Linked DNA regions of Homo sapiens: regions 1 and 2 are each linked to region 3. Evidence: chromatin contacts called from ENCODE Hi-C or POLR2A ChIA-PET data. All regions are on one chromosome and are shown on one strand. The core of a region is the stretch at or near the end of the contact, and the rest is flanking DNA. Distances in the headings are between cores, read along the strand shown.

The links. A loop is a pair of places that touch in the nucleus more often than their neighbours do. ChIA-PET counts read pairs that join two places held with the same protein, here RNA polymerase II (POLR2A). Pooled maps may share reads with other maps.
Region 1: a pooled map shows a loop between it and region 3 (21-fold over the local background). The contact joins the promoter of NUDT8 here to the promoter of GLTC1 in region 3. A Hi-C loop is called at or near these places in 9 of 50 pooled maps. POLR2A ChIA-PET finds 5 or more read pairs at or near these places in 3 of 52 experiments (PC-9, WTC11 and activated CD4-positive, alpha-beta T cell).
Region 2: a map with no recorded cell type shows a loop between it and region 3 (5-fold over the local background). The contact joins the enhancer-like site here to the promoter of GLTC1 in region 3. A Hi-C loop is called at or near these places in 3 of 37 single-sample maps with no recorded cell type and 5 of 50 pooled maps. POLR2A ChIA-PET finds 5 or more read pairs at or near these places in 3 of 52 experiments (BJ, GM12878 and H1).

The regions. Positions count from the first base shown.
Region 1 is chr11:67,626,897-67,631,206 of GRCh38, forward strand. It overlaps NUDT8 (nudix hydrolase 8), which reads right to left and starts at 3,041. Exons shown (of 4, transcript NM_001243750.2): 1 at 2,822-3,041; 2 at 2,023-2,155; 3 at 1,427-1,504; 4 at 1,042-1,355. The coding sequence starts at 3,015. The coding sequence ends at 1,050. LOC124902696 (a long non-coding RNA gene) reads left to right here. Exons shown (of 2, transcript XR_007062741.1): 2 at 1-497. RefSeq lists silencers at 1,582-1,876, 2,444-2,593, 2,884-3,673, 3,794-3,963.
Region 2 is chr11:68,368,343-68,372,536 of GRCh38, forward strand. The region is part of intron 5 of LRP5 (LDL receptor related protein 5); the gene reads left to right. Among named protein-coding and RNA genes, the nearest start is that of LRP5, 58 kb to the left of the region's middle. RefSeq lists an enhancer at 2,893-2,942. Within about 2 kb of position 2,574, at least 17 of the 41 ENCODE cell types and tissues checked have a DNase peak (open chromatin) inside an H3K27ac peak, as active enhancers do; they include GM12878, where a contact is called at or near this core.
Region 3 is chr11:68,029,184-68,032,148 of GRCh38, forward strand. It overlaps GLTC1 (glycolysis associated regulator of LDHA post-transcriptional modification 1), which reads right to left and starts at 1,251. Exons shown (of 4, transcript NR_197583.1): 1 at 1,110-1,251; 2 at 101-237. It overlaps ALDH3B1 (aldehyde dehydrogenase 3 family member B1), which reads left to right. Exons shown (of 10, transcript NM_000694.4): 10 at 1-93. NDUFS8 (NADH:ubiquinone oxidoreductase core subunit S8) reads left to right here and starts at 1,498. Exons shown (of 7, transcript NM_002496.4): 1 at 1,498-1,550. RefSeq lists enhancers at 1,239-1,533, 1,525-1,704.

The sequences.
Region 1 (4,310 bases), core at 1,791-4,290, 400 kb before region 3:
CAGAAGGAAGAAACTCCAAACACATCCGAACATCAGAAGAAACAAACTCCAGACGCACCACCTTAAGAGCTGTAACACTCACTGTGAGGGTCCATGGCTTCATTCTTGAAGTCAGTGAGACCAAGAACCCACCAATTCCGGACACACAACCGGCCATGTGACAGGCTCAGGGAAGGACATGTGACTCAAGGCAGGCCAGTGAAGTGCAATTCTAGGTTAGACTGGCCGGGAAGGAGCGGCCGTGTTTTCTGTTGATGGATGCTGCTGCCCTCTCCTCAACCTCTCACGCTCTGCACTACAGACAACCTCCTTGGGGCTGAGGCCAGCACAGCGCAAAGCACAGCAAGAGGGGAGCCCGAGCCCCTGGATCCAGCCATCCTCCACGGCAAGCTCAGACCACCCGCTCCCTCAGCTCTTTCACAGAACCCTGGTCTACCTAGTTGATGTCTTATATAATTCCACTATTATCTGTGATTAATTAATGTGGAACCACATGATTATCTGTGTGACCTGGTCTGAGGTCTCCCCTAGACTGAGCACCCCCTCTGGACGGCAGGTGAGCATCTGACCGGTCCACAGCTGTGGCCCCCACACAGCAGCTGGCACACACAGGGGCTCTGCATGTTAGACTCCTGCAGTAACACCCAGGGGCATGGGTGCGCCTTACTCCTCTCTGGGATCCCGGAGCCCAGCACAGCGTCAGCCAGGCACAGCAGAGAGAACAGGAGGTGCAGGCTGAGACAGGGCAGTGCAGTGCCTAAGAGTCTGGGCTGTGGAGTCTGAGAGCTCTGGTTCCAATCCCAGCGTGGGGCCCTTAGGCAAGGTGTCTCTCCTCCCTGAAAGCAGTCTCACCAGCCAGAGACAGTGTTGGCCCTGCCTTATGGGCTGTTGTGAGGGTGAGATGAATTGACTCCAAGTACTTGGCACCCAGGAAGTGTCCATTGCTGTGGGGCATGGCGTGACTGGAAGGAGGAGCCCCAGCCAGCGACCTGGAGTGGTCTGCCCAAGGTCAAGGCCCCAGTACAGCAGAAGCAAGAGCTCTAGAGCTGTCAAAGACCTTTATTCAGTCCTGGAGTGGAGCTGGCCTGACAGGGTGAAGCCAGGGGCTGCTTAGGGCGGGCCAGACCCTCAGCCCCTGAGCAGGTCAGGCCGGCCAGGCGGGGCTGGTAGGTACCAGGTGCCAGCAGCTGCAGGGCAAACTCAGTGATGACAGCTGTGAGGCCCCAGACCCGGTGTGGTCCATGCAGGAAGACGGGTAGTGTGTAGCGGAAGTGGCCACCCCGGCAGAAGTGGGTATAGCCCTGATTCTGCGTCTGCAGCAGGTGGGCCAGCGGCAGTGCAAACACCTCATCTACCTGCAGGCAGGAGGCAGAGAGGGTAGACAGAGGACTGGAACAGCCCAACCCCCTCATATCCCCCAGCTCACCTCCTCCGAGTTGGGCCTGAGGCTCTGGGGATCCAGTGGGCCTACACCAGCAAGCACTGGCACCACGGTGGCCTTTTGCTGGGGAAGAGGGCAGGTGGTCAGGGAAGCATGGCCTTCGCTGGGTTTGAAGGCTGGGGAGGGGAGTGTGAGAGGAAGACCCCTTTGCCATGCATAGGCCTTTGGTAGTCATGTTCGGGTCCACCTGCCTGTGTCCTCCAGCCATGCTGACTGACTCAGGTCCCCTCAAATGCACTAGACCTGTTCCCTCTGCTTAGGACAATCTCCCACTTGGCATTCAAGCCTGGGTTCAATCCCTGCCTACCCCATGAAGCTTCCCTGACCCTAATCCACCAAACTGAGTGGAGCTGGCCCACCCCATCGCCCTGGGCCACCTCTACTCAGGACACCAGAGCCTCCCCAATCCCTTCCCGAGGGGGTGTGTGGGGTGGTGCATGTGACCAGGCAGGTTAGGGGCACCCTTCCACACTTTGTGCCCGTGGGGGTCCATGACCACTCTCCTGGTCCCTGGTAGCCCAGCTCCAGGGCAGGCACAGAGTGAGTGAATGGGGTGGGGTGGCCTCAGCCAAGTGGCTTACCGGATCATACACAGGCCGCAGCAGGCCCCACACGTGCTCCTCGGGCACTGCCAGGCCCAGCTCCTCCCGGGTTTCCCGCAGGGCCGTGTGCACCACATCTTGGTCAGCCGGGTCGCACTTGCCGCCTGGGAAACTAAACAGACACAAGGAGTCTGGTCCTTGGACTCTTGGGGCCACGGAGAGGTCGGGGTATCGGCAGTGCGGGGGGGGCCACTGGCCCACCGAAGTGTCGCCTGCCTCTGCCCCTAGTTTACTGGGAGGCCCCAGGCAAGCCATGCGACCTCTGGAGGCCAGTTTACCTCCCTGAGCAATGGGGATAAGGAAGAGAGGCCCGGGACAGCGCAGGATAAGAGGGTCTGCAGCAGGGGCAAGAAGATCCTGGGGCTCAGATACCCAAATTCGGCCTATGGTGGCCCCAGCAACACTGACATTGTCCTCAGGATGTTCTTAATTCCCGCCGGGCGGGGCCCGAACCTCTCCGTAGTCGCCGGCAGGGGGCGGCGTCCGCCCTCTAAGCGGGAAACAGCTCAAAGGGGTGTCCCGGCCCAGGCGTGCGCGCAAGGACGCGTACGAGGGGCCCACGCGGCGAGGACGTGGCGCCCCGGCAGGTGCACCGGGGCCGACGGACACGGATCGCTGACCTCTCGCTGCAGCCCTTGGGCGGAGGGACTCTCCCCAGACCCATTTTACGGAGGCGGAAACCGAGGCTCGAAGGGGCTAAGTGCCCTGCCAGAGGTCCCTGCCAGCCCCGGGCTCCTGTAGCCTCCGGCAAAGGGCGAGGAGTTCCCGGCCGCTGTACCTGACGTCGCCCTTGTGCCTCCCGGTCAGGCGGCTGGACCGCAGCGTGTACAGCAGCGCCGGGACCCCACGCACTGAGCAGAGCGGCACGAGCACCGCGGCCGACGCGGGCCGCGCGCGGAGCCGGGCCGTGGCCCCTGCCAGCAGCCGGCGGCAGCGCAGCTCGCCCTCGGCCGACAGGCAGTCGGGCAGCATGTCAAGTCCTGCGCGGCCGGGACACTGAGGGCGCGGGATCGGGCGAGGGAAGAGGCGGGGCGAGGCGGGGCGGGGCGCTCAGCCCGGGTCCCTCCGAAAGCTGAGAGGGAGAAGGGGCAGCCCGCGCGACGCGTCCCGCCTGGGGGGCTGCAGAGCGGCAGCGGCGTCGGGGGGCCTCAGTGGGGTGGGTCTGTTCGTGGGCGGGGCCTTCCCGGAGACGGGGCCTCGGTGGGACTGGGTCTGTTCGGGGGCGGGGCCTGTTTGAAGGCGGGTCCTCGGTGGGACGGGGTCCGTTAGGGGGCGGGGCCTGTTTGAAGGCGGGGCCTCGGTGGGACGCGTTGAGTCCCCCGGATGGGAGGGACGGAGGGCGGCGGGGCGGGGCGGGGCGGGGCCTGCGCGGGAGCCGGACTCGGACGTTACTGCCAAAGGGCGGCGGGGCCTAGTAGGCAATCGAGGTTGGGGCGGGCTGGGGGCGGGGCCTGGACCGGAGCTTTTGCTACGAAGGACTGGGGGGCGTGGCCAGGAGGACTGTGCTTCCGGCAGGGCCGGGCCGTGGCCGGGGGTGTGGCCGCGGGGAGGGAGATGGGCGCGGAGCTGCAGGACCTGCCGGTTGTGTTCTCCGAGATCCTGAAACCACGCGAACCGTGAAGCGCCCGGCGACCGTCCTCGGTCCCGTTGGGTCCTGGCGTTGGGGTGTCTGATGAGGCCCCGCCGGCCCCCACTGGTCCGTCCCTCCCCTAGGGGCTCCAGGATGTACGGAGCCGGGATCCCACGGGGACGCCCCTCCAGGAACCCGAGGTCGATCGGTGCGCGAGAGGAGCGTCCGGCCCAGCCCTCCCTCCGGTCCTCCCTCCCGATACCGCTGGGTGGCGCGCGCCGCCCCCAGTCTTGTCTTCCCCTCTGGCTCCGTCGGACTCCAGCCCCAGGCCTTTGACCTCCTTGTCCCAGCGTCCAGAGCTCTTCTCCCTTCCTGCCTTGAGTCTTGACCGGATTCCCAAATCCCTCCCCCTTTCCTACCTCGGCCCCTGTGGTCACTGACCACCGTGGTTCTGCGCCCTTCCACCAGACCCTGGGCTTGGGGACCAGATGACCCCAGCCTTGCGCACAGCATTTAAACGTGGGGTGGCGGGTGTCCGCCATGCTCTGCTGTGTGACGTTGAGCAGGTCCCGCGCCTCTCTGAGCGCCAGTTTCGATCCTCATCTGGGCAAGTGCAGCCCTGCCACTGGGCTGGAGTCACCACTTTTAATATTACTGTGTGCTCCCAGGGATGCGGACGGCACTGGGCAGAGCTTCG
Region 2 (4,194 bases), core at 1,324-3,823, 340 kb after region 3:
CAGGTCAGAGGTCTCTCTCAGGAGGCCTGAGATCTGAAGGACTAAAAGAGGGAAAGGCGAGAAGGAACAGCACGTGCAGCGGCTTTGAGGCAGGAGCATGCTGGTGTTGGGACCGACTTCACGGGCTGTGTGACCTGTGTAGTCATATGAGGTGAGCTCTGTTGTTGACCTGAAATTCCTACCTTTTGAGTAAGGGGCTGTCTGCACTTCCATTTTGCAGCGGTCCCCGCAAATTCTGTAACGGGCCCGGCTCGTGTGTTTGAGAAGCTGAAGGGAGGTCTGGAGGTGGTCTCTTACTCTCTTGGTGTGTCTGTCTCCACATTTTATCTTCTGTTTTTTTGTTCCCCAGCCCTCCCTGCGTTTTTCCTGTATGTGACTGTGTGTCTGTGTGGGTGATCGAACCGTAAGGCTTCCTGCTATTTATTTCACTTTATGCACTGCAGAAGCATTTGCGATTGCAGGAGGTAAATATGTATCAAAGACATGAGTTTTAGTGAAGGATATCTTTTTTTTTTTTTTTTTTTGAGACAGAGTCTTGCTCTGTTGTCCAGGTTGGAGTACAGTGGCTCACAGCAGCTTCCACCTCCCAGGTTCAAGCAATTCTCCTGCCTCAGCCTCCCAAGCAGCTGGGATTACAGGCGCCCGCTACTATGTCTGGCTAATTTTTGTATGTTTAGTAGAGATGGGGTTTCACCATGTTGGCTAGGCTGGTCTTGAACTCCTAACCTCAGGTGATCCACCTACCTCAGCCTCCTAAAGTTCTAGGATCACAGGCATGAGCCACTGTGCCTGGCCTATGCCTGAACAATATCTTATCAAGACATGTCTTTTAGTCATCCTCCCGCTATGGGGCGTTTCTGTTCTCTTTGTGTTTTTGCCATTTCTGAGTCTTGCTGCTGTGGGTTGGGAGTGGGCAGGTGAGAGCTGGCTTGGGGCCTGGCCACTGGAGTTAGAGGGAGCAGGGCCTGGTGTCTGTTGCCACCATCGATTGGTGATGTCTGCCTAAACACTGTGTTGCATCTGCTGGGGATGTCTGCCTTGGGAGAGCAATGGGCATGTAGGAAGCAGGTGTCACCATCTCTGTTCTTGGGGTGTCAAAGCAAGGCTGGGTGTGGACATTTGTCGAAGGAGTGGGGAATGGACACAGCCCCCAACAAGCAGATCGTGCAGTCGTGCCTGTCAGGTGCCTTGCCCTAACAGTGGAAGGATCATTTGAGGTCAGGGGTTCAAGACCAGCCTGGCCAACATGGTGAAACCCTGTCTCTACTAAAAATACAAAAATTAGCCGGGCGGTAGTCGTGCGCCTGTAATCCCAGCTATTTGGGAGACTGAGGCAAGAGAACATGTTGCCCTGGGAGCTTTTGTTAAGGGTCCCTGTGTGGCTCCCTCACGTATCAGAGTTCCAGGAACGGGTGTGGGCCCTGATAAAATCCCAGACTCATGGCTCAGTGAAGTCGCACAGCTGGACAAGCTTGGAGACCCCCAAATAACTTGCCCAGGCTACCCTGGCTTGCAAAGGGCCACTGCTCATCCAGGGGTGACGGAGCCGTGCTGGGTGCCTGGCATCCAGTGGGTGCCCAGTGTCCAGCTGCCATGTCCACTGTCCATGCCCTTATCACCTTCATGTTGTCACCATGACCGGCGCCTTAGGTGCTGTGGCTGGTGCCAGGCCCGTGAGAGCTGGGGCAGGTTCACTCAGGGTCCAGGTTTGCCTGCATCGTCCCAGAATCCTCCCATACCTGGGGGAGTGGGCTGTCAGTGGGAGCCAGTAAAGGGGCGTTGATTTCTTTCCCAACCAGAAGAGGCAGGGGCTATAGACTTAGGTGGAGCCCCTGGCTCTTTGCTGGCTCCCAGGGTTCTAACAGCTGGGCCTTCTGAGCCCTGGGGACTGGCTGCTCGTGGCTGAGCCCTTCAAGGGCATTGCGCTCCTTCTGCAAATGTAATTCCCAGTCTCCATGTCCAGGCCCAGAGCAGCCCTGGGGAGTCCTCAGGGCTCATTTTCCTGCAAGCGGGGGAGAGGGGGGGACAGGCCCTGTGGTGATTAGAGGAGGCTGCCTGCGCTCACAGGGGGTGGTTAGGCTACCCAGAGGAGGAGGCCCCTGCAGGCTGGCAGGGGGCCTGGTGGCTCTGGCCCCAGCCCTGGGCTCTGTGGCATGGAGCTGACACCACAGACACCTGTGGGGTTGGACCGCTGGACTAGCAGCGAGCCCTGCCCTTCCAGTTGGATAGCTTTTCCATTCCAGAGCCGTCAGGGCCGCAGGGCTGAGCACGCAGCTCCACGCTCCCTAGAGACTCAGCCGTCAGGGGTCACCTTTCTCTAGTCTTGTGGGAACTGTTTTTGCCCTCAGCCGTGAGAGGCACTTTTACACATAACTCAGTTGGAGCATGACTGGCACGCAGGAGAAAAACATTTTGTGTCATTTATAGGCCCTGCTTGGGCGAGACTCTGGGCCGGGAACGTCCACATGCAGCCAGTGTGGGGACTGTTTTACTCTGAGCCTGAATCTTTCTGCTTTGGTTCCAGATGCCGTGTGTAGGGTGTTCTGTCAAAGGGAGGAAAAAGCTCCTCAATGAGACAGAAAGATGCAACTGGGAGTCTGGTTTTGCATGAGGACGTGAGCGTTTCAGTTCACTTTTTTTTGTAAGCATGGTTCCCCAGTCTGACCTCAGAGCTGCCTGGAGATGGGCCCCACCCGCTTCCCGTTAATTAACAGGCTGGTGCTCGGTGTGGATGCTGGCTCCTCCGTCTCCCTGCCCTGGGCCCTTTTGAAGCTGAAGTGTTCCAGGGGCAGCTGGTGTGGAAATAGAGTTTTCTAGAGGTTTTAGAGTTGAGAAGAAACCTAAACTCTTCTTAGAAGCATTTCAAGGGTTTGTCACCAGGATGGCTCTCTGCAAATTTGAGGTGGTTCTAGAAGATCTTCCCATATTTCTTAATCCAGAGGGAGATGGGGATGGGCGAGAAACGGCTTTGTCCTTAAGGAAGTCATGTTCTGGTTGGAGGACAGGCACGGCCTAGCATTGAAGCTGGTGAGTCAGAGCCGGACCTGTGAGCGGGGCCAGAATGGGGCGCGGGCTTCAGACTTCACAAAGCAGACCACGCGGCAGCCTGGGGCTTTAGTATCCAAATGTCCTGCCCTCCAGGTTTCATTCCTTGCCGTAAAATATCACGTTAAAGGAAAATGTTTTGTTAAAAGACCACAGTCCTGTCACCTGAGCACAGTCGCTGTTCTCGGTTCCTCTGTGGCTTTCCAGGCTGCAGGTGCCCATTGGTATTGCGGCCGTGCGCCCGGCGGGCATGAATTAGCTGTGCCGCCTGGCTGCTGACGGGACGCCTCGCCTCGACTGAAAACTACCTGGAGCTGCTCACCCAGGGGCAACGTGAAGAAAACGTGAAATTCTGTCGCTTGTTGCAGCTGACAGCACGGCTGTGAGGTCCCAGTGGGCAGAGGCCTCGTGCAGGGCACCTCACCAGCCGGGATGTCAGAGCTGGCCAGAAGGAGCGGTGCCCATGGAGGGCTGCCAGTGCCCAGAGAGCCTTCCGAGGTGTCACGTTGGGCAGTGAAATTCAGAGTCGGGCAGAGGAGGCCCTGGGGTCACACAGGGATCTCCTCCAGGCTATGGGTTGGTGAGGTCCAGTGTCCGGGGGTGAAGGATAGAGGCTCTGTGGTGAGGGCTCTGGAGCTGGCCCTGGGCTAGCGGAAACGCAGGTAACGAAGGAGGCTGTGCTGGTGGGACTTGTGCCTGTTCCCGAGGGAGGCATTGTGAGTGATGTTTAGGCCAAGAGGATTCAGGATGGAAGACATGGCTTGGTTTGTAGTTGGGAGCCGGCCAAGGAGTGGTGTTGAGAAAGTGCAGTGTCAGGCAGACCCGGGACCGTGGCGGTGAGGAGGTGCAGTGTCAGGCAGACCCGGGACCGTGGTGATGAGGAAATGCAGTGTCAGGCAGACCCGGGACTGTGGTGATGAGGAAATGCAGTGTCAGGCAGACCCGGGACTGTGGTGGTGGTGAGGAGGTGCAGTGTCAGGCAGACCCGGGACCGTGGTGGTGTTGAGGAGGTGCAGTGTCAGGCAGACCCGGGACCGTGGCGGCGAGGAGGTGCAGCGTCAGGCGGACCCGGGACCGTGGCGGCGAGGAGGTGCAGTGTCAGGCAGACCGGGGACTTGGAGCACCTAGTTCCACTTGCGGGCTGACCTT
Region 3 (2,965 bases), core at 1-2,500:
ACTTTAGTCGGGAAGAGGGACAGGGGTGGACCTGAGTTTCGTCTCCTGTCTCTCTGGCTGATGTCACCTGAATAAAGCCTTCTTCCCTGGCAATACTTACATCTCAGTGATTTGCTTTCTGTGCATCTAGCAACAGGACTCTGGACCAAGGCCCTGGCGTTGGGTAACAATTCTGTAATGCTGCAGGACTTCCCCAATCCACGCAGGAATCCCCGCAGGCATCCACGCAGGAATCACCTGATGAAGGGCCAGGGTCAGGTGTGGGCCACCATCCCAAGACCTCCCTTCTCTCTAGGGCCAGCCCCTCTCCTCTGAGCACCTGCTGACCAGCCCAAAGCCCTCTCCACTCCTCAGCTTGAACTCCCCCAGGGTCTCCCTGTGGCCCACAGGTCCTTTGGAGGCTCGGGCATCTGCATGCAAATCCCAAACCACTGTCCCCTTTGCACACACTGAGCCTGCCCTTGTCCTCGTCCTGGTCTACCATGCGTGTCCTCCCTCTGCACGGGCATGGGACATGCCCTCTGCCTCCTTCCTGTCCTGGCCTGCCCAACTCCTACCTACCCTCAGCGCAGATCCTCCCAACACACACATGCAGGCAGCCTCGGGGCCTCTGCGGGTCCCTCTACCACAGCATTCCCGGGGAAAGGCCCGGCGTGGTGGCTCACGCCTGTAATCCCAGCACTTTGGCAGGCCGAGGCAGGAGGATCGCCTGAGTCCAGGAGTTCCAGACCAGCCTGGGCAACATGGCGAGACCCCGTCTCTACAAAAAATACAAAAATTAGCCGAGCCTGGTGGTGGCAGGCGACTGTGGTTCCAGCTGCTCGGGAGGCTGAGAAGTGAGGATCACCCGAGCCTGGGAGGTCGAGGCTGCAGTGAGCCGAGATCGCACCACTGCATTCCAGCCTGAGCCACAGAGCCAGATTGTCTCAAAAAAAGAAAAAAAAAAAAAAAAAAAAAAAAATTCGCTGGTAGGAAACATAGGCTGGTTGAGTACGGGAGTCATACAGATCAGGTGGATCAGGCGGCCGCACACCGCAGCTCTACGGCCCGGGAACGTTACTAAATACTCCCATGCCTCAGCTTCCCGCCTTAACGTGGTAACACGTTACTGTAGTTTCTCCACGCAGAGCTGCTGTGAGGATTAAAAGAGGCCGCGTGAGTTGAGCATCTCGTCGCCATTACCGTCATCACACGCCCCCCACCCAACCCGGCGGGCCCACCCTCTGCACCCACGGCGAAAGCACTCTTTCTAAACCACGCCCCGGATGTCCCGCCTCCAGCGGCTCGGAGGTCTTCACTTATTGGCCTCCCCAAACCAACATGGCGGCCCCCTACAAACTTCAAGCGCCGGTCTCTCCTAGCCAATCAAAAGAAAGATATTTCTGAATCCCGCCTCTTTCAGCAGCCTTGCTGGCCAATCAGACCACACCATGAAGCATCAATACAGAAAAGGGGGAACCCGCTGGCCCAATGGCAGCGTCCTACAGTGTAGCCTCCGCCTCCCGATTGACTGGCCTGCTTGGCAAGGCAAGTAGCGGCGGCGCTTCAAGGTGGGTGTTCACGTTTTGGCCGTGAAAGTCGGGCTTGGGCAGCGTGGCGTCGGGGGCGAGTGTGGTGTCCCCGTTGGCGCCGCCAGCTCTGCGCCTGGGCTTCCCCTCGGCTCACTCAGGATCCGCGGCCTCCGTGTCCTTCAGGTGCAGCGGGGAGCCGGCTCTCAGGGCGCATGCGCCGCCCGCTCTGCGCCACCGGCCTAGTTAGGGTCGGAGATCACTGGGAAGGTGGGGAAGGTGCTGGGTTGGGTCCCTGGAACTGCAGTCAGTGATCCAAAGGAGTGGGCCTGTTAGGGGGTTCACAGGTCGTGGGATGAGCTCTTATGAGCGCCGGCTAAGTGCCGGGCTCTGGGGTGCCCTTGGCATGTACGGGCTCCCCTAATTCCCAAGACCAACCGCCCCCAACCCACTTCATAGGTGAGAAGACGGAGGTCAGGTCACATCATCTGCCCAAGGTCACGCGGCAGGCTGGGGGACAGTTCCAGGAGGGCCTTGAAGCTGGGGAAAGGAATGTGGTACCGAGGACTGTTCAGGCCTTGAAGAGTTTCCAGCAGGGCAGGGCTGGGTTCCGATCCTCGGCCCACCTCCTTATCGTGTGACTTCCGACAAGTCACTTTTTTATCTTTTTTTTGAGACAAGGTCTCACTCTGTCGCCCAGGTTGGAGGGCAGTGGTGCAGTCTGGGCTCACTGCAACTTCTGCCTCCTGGGTTCAAGCGATTCTCCTACCTCAACCTCCCGAGTAGCTGGGATTATAAGTGCCCACCACCACACCTGGCTAATTTCTGTATTTTTTGGTAGGGACGGGGTTCCACCATGTTAGCCAGGCTGGTCTCAAACTCCTGACCTCAGGTGATCCACCTGCCTCAGCCTCCCAAAGTGCTGGGATTACAGGCGTGAGCCACCACACCCAGCCCTAGCGAGTCACTCAACAAACTGAGTCCCAGCGCCTTATTTGTGCCTCCCTCGTGGAGTCCTTGTAAGGATAGGATGGCAGCGCTTTCCACCCCTGGGCACGGTTCCTGGGGGAGGAGAGCTAACAAAGTTCGCTCTCAGTGCATGCTGGCGGGGGCTGGTAATGTTGTTTTTGGTTAGATTTGGGGAGGATGAAGGGAGGAGCAGAAAGGTGGGAAACAGGATCTCTGGGAGGGAGAAAGGAAGGATGGATTTAAAAGGTTTCTTAGGTGAGGCAGAACTTGGGGTCCACAGAAACTGAATTGTAGCTCAGCCAAGCTGAATCAGATGGAAAGCTGGGAGGCGCTGGGAACAGGAAAGCCATCTGTGCCTCTGACAGCAATGGGGTGCGAGTAGAGGGCAAAGTGACACATGTCAGTGGAGACTTGGGATCCTTGCGGTGCCAGTCTCAGAAGAGGATGGTTCTTGGGCACACCCCACCCTCCATCCCTTTTTATGCCAC